2 separate regions of the Homo sapiens genome follow, and region 1 is linked to region 2. Evidence: chromatin loops called from intact Hi-C (ENCODE). Cell type or tissue: gastrocnemius medialis. All regions are shown on one strand. Links, peaks and the distances in the headings refer to the core of each region. The heading gives the core; the rest is flanking DNA. Region 1 overlaps UNC13B (unc-13 homolog B). Region 2 overlaps UNC13B (unc-13 homolog B).

Region 1 (2,912 bases), core at 307-2,806, 73 kb after region 2:
GCTCAAGGCAAGACTGCCAAATGTCTAAAATAAAATGGTTTGTACTCATGCCTACACTTATTTAGTGATTCAGGCTACTAAAACAGCATAGTACTTGAATATCCAATGTGAAAACAATTCCTCTCTAAAACGATAACTCCTTTTAGCTTCTCATCTGTTCCCTCTTTTATTTATTTATTTATTTATTTATTTATTTATTTATTTATTTATTTATTTTGAGACAGGGTCTCACCCTGTTGCCTCGGCTGAAGTGCTGTGGCATGATCACGGCTCACTGCAGCCTTAATCTCCTGGGCTCAGGCAATCCTCCCACCTCAGCCTTCCAAATAGCTGGGACTACAGGTGCGTGCCACCACACCCAGCTAATTTCTGTACTTTTTGTAGAGACGATGTTTCGCCATGTTGCCCAGGCTTGTCTTGAACTCCTGAGCACAAGCAATCTGCTCACCTCGGCCTCCCAAAGTGCTGGGATTACAGGCGTGAGCCACTGCGCCTCATCTGTTCCTTCTTTTCCTTCTTTTTCATTTACCCAATGAGCAGCATAGTACTGAATACTCAATGTGAAAATAATTCATCTCTAAAATGACAATTCCTTTTAGCTTTTCATCTGTTCCCTCTTTTCCTACTCGTTTTTGTCATTTACCCAATGTGGTAGCTCCCTGGAACAGTCTGGGATCAGGACTCTAGAGGCAATGGCGAGAGCCCTGAGTCAATACGTAGTATAGAAACCATGCAGAGAGGGGTGGAATAAGCCTTTCAACCCCTCTCACTGCACTTCTTAAAACGATCAGTTCCCTTGGGGCTTTTGCATAGCATCCTTAGGGCAGAATTTTGTTCCTGCAAACCCTTCCTGCTCCACTAAGTATTTTAGAAGGCTTACCCATTCCTTTTTACATGAAAAGTGCCAAGAAAGAAAAGAAAAAAAACACACAGCCCTTTTACTGCCATGATCTGGTTCCTTGAGCTGCTTCTAGAACAACCTCAGTAAAATGAACAATACACATAACAAAATACCTTTGAGACAGAAACACTACCCTGCATTAGAACAACTCATTATCCACATTATTAACTAGAATAGTGGTTAATTCTTGGCAACAATGTTTCTCCTTTCTCTCTTTGAGGTCTACAGCCAATTCAGCAGACAAGTGTCCACCATCTAGACATGTTAAAATATATGGTCGTTTCTGATGCCAACTAAATGTGTCAACTGTTGTAAAACATTTGTGGGCACTTCTGGCCAAGGTAGAACTGGGTTTCACTCTCACAGCTAGGACCTGAGAGGACACAACCAGTAGAGAAGGACAAGGACTTGTGCTGGGCACTTCTGCTTCTCCACCAGGAACTCTGCCCTGATAACAGTGACTGCCAAGTCTAAGGTCTATGGAGAGCCAGAGTCAGTTTTTCAGTGAGTCATCAACCCAATAAGAAGCCTGGTCCACAGCTCACCTCCTGGATGTCCCATCTATTAGATGAGCTACCAGAGATGACCAAAAACCAAAAAAGGGAAGAAGAGAGAAAATAAGTTAATATCTTCAGAAAGGTTTGCGACTCATCTATTAATCCAGTGGTAAAGTAGAAGCACCAGTCACTCCCTAATTTTTACCATGTAATCTGCATTCAGTGCTCTGGTGTTTCAGTGAGAGGCTTTATTATTAGATCTTGAAATTTGAAACTCTAAGTCACACCCATCCCTTATCACTCTACCCCAGTGGGCAACTGTCCCCGCCAGGGGAAATCTGTCAGGAGACAGTTTTAATTGTCACAACTGAGGGTTGCAAGGATTGCTACTGGCATCTAGTGTGTAGAGGCCAGTGATGCTATTAAACATCCTATAATATACACAACAAAGAATAATCTGGCCCAAAATGTCACGAGTGCCGAGACTGAGAACTCTGGCTCTGCTCCAACCTATCAGCTAGTCTAACCGATTTAGCTCAGTAATAACATTCAGACTCTGTACTCAGCTTCATTATGAGATGTTAAAGAGGATACATTTTAAATTTTTCTTCCTATGGATACCAATTGGCAGACACATTGCTAGGCCCTGAGGAGGCTGAGGGGTGGGTTAAATCTGACTTCTAGATCAATTCTTTCTTAACTCTGTCCTGGGTTTCTCAGCCAGGGAAAAACAAAACAAAATGTTCACCAAAAAAGTTACAACAGAAATCACTGTTATTTTCCAATGGGATTTTCCCTAAGTTCCTCCTAATTGCCTGGTATTTTCAGGCTGATTTCTGATCCTCTAGCCCATACCAGCAGAATAGGTACCAGGTCACTGTTCTGAGTACTTCAACACACATACACATATACCTGTACATAAGTACATGCACACACACTGACCCTGACCAACCCCTTTGAACAAGTTTGGGCCAGAGGTCAAAGTAGCATTCTTAATAGGTTAGGAAGTCAGCCAAAGTACCTACCACAGCCCCAGTGGATGAAATAACCTGGCTCAAGTCAGTTCCTGACTCAGAGGCTGCCATATACAAGGTCAACTAGTAAGCTATGAACTGCAGACTCAAGAAGCCCTGGTACACTGCAGCTCACTAACTACAAAGAACCCAAGTGCTGGCTGGGTGCAGTGGCACACCGCTGTAATCCCAGCACTTTGGGAGTCTGAGGCAGGTGGATTGCTTGAGCTCAGGAGTTCAAGACCAGCCTGGGCAACATGGTGAAACCTTGTCTCTATAAACATACAATTAGCCAGGTGTGGTGGTGCACACCTAGTAGTCCCAGCTACTCAGGAAGCTGAGGTGGGAGAATTGCTTGAGACCAGGCTGTTGAGGCTGCAGTGAGCCAAGATCGTGCCAGCCTGGACAACAGAGTGAGACCCTATCTCAAAAGCAAACAAACAAAAACCCAAATATTCTTCAGAGATCTCCAAAATGTCTTGGAAAGTGCACCATAAATCA
Region 2 (2,912 bases), core at 230-2,729:
ATGGATCGGGGACACTATTAGAAGGATCTGGGAAAATGTACTAAGTCACCAGGTACTGACTTAGGGTGCCAGGCTAAAACAGGTGAAGTAGCTCAGCCTCACAGAAGGATAGGGTCAGTCTTGATAGCCAGTGGATGAATACAACCCAGAAGAACCACACATTTCAGAGAGAAGTAATTAGAGGGAAAAGTAAAGCTTCCAGGAGCCAGCAGCTCAGAGACCACTTCAGATCTCAGAGGAAGGAAGCCCAGAACTTACAAGAGTCTGCAAGAGTCAGAATAAAGTTAAACTTGAGGGAGAAAAAAAGACTCTGGGATGGACTGAGAATTCCCCTACTCAACCCCTGAACTGTGCATGAATTTAGGTTTACTTTCTTCAACATCATTATTGTTGCCATTTCTGTTCAATTCAGGTATGTCTCATCTTGCCCAGGGGTCTCTTTCCATCCACATATCTCACATGGTCCACATGGTTCATACTCCACAACTCACTCACCCTTGAGAACATCAAGTACTTTGTCCTGAGTGCTTTTCCACCACCATCATGAAGGAAAACTGAGGCTCCAAAGAGCCACTGACAGCTGGCCCCACCTGATCCTGAACCTCTTACCAGCTGGTACTGGCGGCTGTATAAGTCGTGGCAGTTGTTGAAGATATATTCATATGTGGAGTTCAAACAGGCCTTCACACAATCCTTTACCACCTGGCTGGCTCTTGGAGGGCTTTGCAGTTCTTGTACCTGCCAATTAAAAGAAGAAATATGGGCCCAAGGACCTGCTCACCTGGGTGGGATATTCTCCTAGCACTACCCCAAACCTACTCTAGATTCTTTCATCCCTGTCTGGGTCCCTAGACTTTTCCCTGTGATGAAATTGCCAGGATAGTTGACAGGGAAAACTTCCACCCCATCCTCATGGATCCATAGTCTATGTGCTCTCTCAGAAGTAACCCAGGGAACAGGTACACAGAAATGTAAGCTTAGAGGTGATGAATCCTGTAGCCTCAGACTCTGCCCAATGATTCTCATTCTTCACGTTCCTGTAGCCAGGTCTCCAGCCCAGCACCACCCAAGCCCCAGTCCATTTCTTACCTTCATTCTGAAGAAAGTAATGCTGGTCAGCAAATCCACTGTGGATTTTAAGTCCTGAAGCCGTTCAGGACTCCCAGCAGGGAAATTATTCTGTTGCAAATCAAGCAAATGTAAGAAAGGAACAGAGGACTATGAAAACCTTCCCTGCCAAAAGTGATGATATCAAAAGCTTCCCTAATTGTTACCTACTGGGTTTTTCTCTAGTTGAGCTGGCCAAAAACACTGTAAAGTTACAGGTCTCCTTCTCTTTTTTCTATTGATGCAAACAGGCTCTTGCCAAAAGCAGGGGTTAATACTCCCCACCCTAGAAAGTGACACATCCTCCTCCAGCCCTACTTCCCATGCAATGTATAAGCACTTGTACAAAGGAACACACAGGCACACACAAACTTACACACATGCTTTTTTCTTGGATGAAGATTCTTACACACCAACAGTGAGTTCTTCGAAAATTACAATCTAACTGTATATCCTGGAATATAAGTGGAGCCACACTACAGACCAAACTGAGGTCCAGGACCTGTACTTTTTGTACAATAGAACCCAGCTCTTCTACTGTTCTGCAGCCAGCAGATGGCAGATCTCTGAGCAGAACTGCTTTTGGAGTGAGTTCCTTAGGAATTTCCAGCCATCCTTACTTCATTCACTTTGGCACGAGTCTTAGGAGGGAGCTGCTATGAAGAGCTGAAGGGAGATGCTGAGCCTGTCTTCACATTAATGGTCAGTTTTTAAACCTTCAAATGGCTACTTATATGCCAAATATAAGATATACAGTCAGCTGTCCATTATTTGTGCAAATGGAGGGCACTTGAGTGCAGACAATTAAAACCTCATTTCTTTTTGACTTTAAGGTTGTTTTTATACTTACTTTTTAATGTGCATATATTGCCTGTTCTGAAAATTCACACACTTTAAAGCAAGTAATGAAGCCATTTCTAAGATCTAACATAGGAGGAACTAAGAAACTGCCCATTTCCTTATCCTGTCCCGTCCCAGTAACCATCCTCCTACTATACCTATTTCCTCCCTTTATACTAGGAATGGACATGCTCTCTGATACAGATTACTTGCAAAAGCCAAGCTACTCTCTGTCCCCTAGCCAGATTCTCACACCTCCGCTGGAAAACGAGGAGAGTATGGAAAAATGCAAAAAAGAAATGTAATTAGGTATCTAATTTTTTAAAAGGATACTCCTGGAAGAGATTATCCTCAGGAAACTCCCTAATGAGAATGTCACCAGAGAGTTTAGTAGAGTGTTAAGAATGAGGTTGGAAAGACAACTGTCTATAAAAACTAACCATACCTGCTGCTATTTATACACCACATGGTCCCTGGAGTTAAAAGAACCACAGGTGTCAGTAGCATTGGCCATTTGGGTGGATGTGATGACACAGACCAGTTTTCCCTGGCCTCAATCTTTATAGCCAAGATTGGCCTACAGTCTCTCTGGGACCGTGCTTGATATCTATTATCCTGCCCACAGCCGTGTCTTCACTCACCCTGTATGTAGAGAGGTCGATCCTCAGTGAGTTGTGTAGCTGGTCCAGCAGTTTTACAAATCTCTCTTTCTGAGGGTGAGAAACAAATAAAGGGGAAGAAAAAGAGAACCTGTGTCTGAGTCCCCTAAACTATAACAGAAACAGAACCACCCCTGGATGAGTAGAAAGAGTCGGGAGGCATTGGGTTGGAGACACATCCCTGCCCATGGGAAGAACAACAAACAGTGTAACGGAAAAAATGAGATAGAAAGTCCCTGTTCTATCTCTTTGCAGCTCTGTCCCAATCTGGGAAATCTCACACTGACAAGGAAAAAGCCAAGTCCC

Evidence for each region. Peaks named below come from ENCODE experiments on the same cell type or tissue, not always from the same donor. Only the 100,000 strongest peaks of a DNase experiment are listed, where the experiment ranks them.
Region 1: it touches region 2 in a loop (1.9-fold over the local background); 3 of 110 quality-filtered maps call a loop at or near these places.

The regions. Positions count from the first base shown.
Region 1 is chr9:35,310,930-35,313,841 of GRCh38, reverse strand. All of the region lies in intron 10 of UNC13B (unc-13 homolog B), which reads right to left. Among named protein-coding and RNA genes, the nearest start is that of UNC13B, 150 kb to the right of the region's middle. In gastrocnemius medialis, for the core only: no CTCF peak of the experiment used is centred there; DNase peaks (open chromatin) are centred at 1,374 and 1,726; H3K27ac peaks cover 2,500 bases.
Region 2 is chr9:35,383,991-35,386,902 of GRCh38, reverse strand. UNC13B (unc-13 homolog B) reads right to left here. Exons shown (of 40, transcript NM_001371189.2): 22 at 2,589-2,657; 23 at 1,090-1,179; 24 at 610-738. Among named protein-coding and RNA genes, the nearest start is that of RUSC2, 100 kb to the left of the region's middle. In gastrocnemius medialis, for the core only: a CTCF peak has its summit at 1,683 (motif pointing right); no DNase peak of the experiment used is centred there.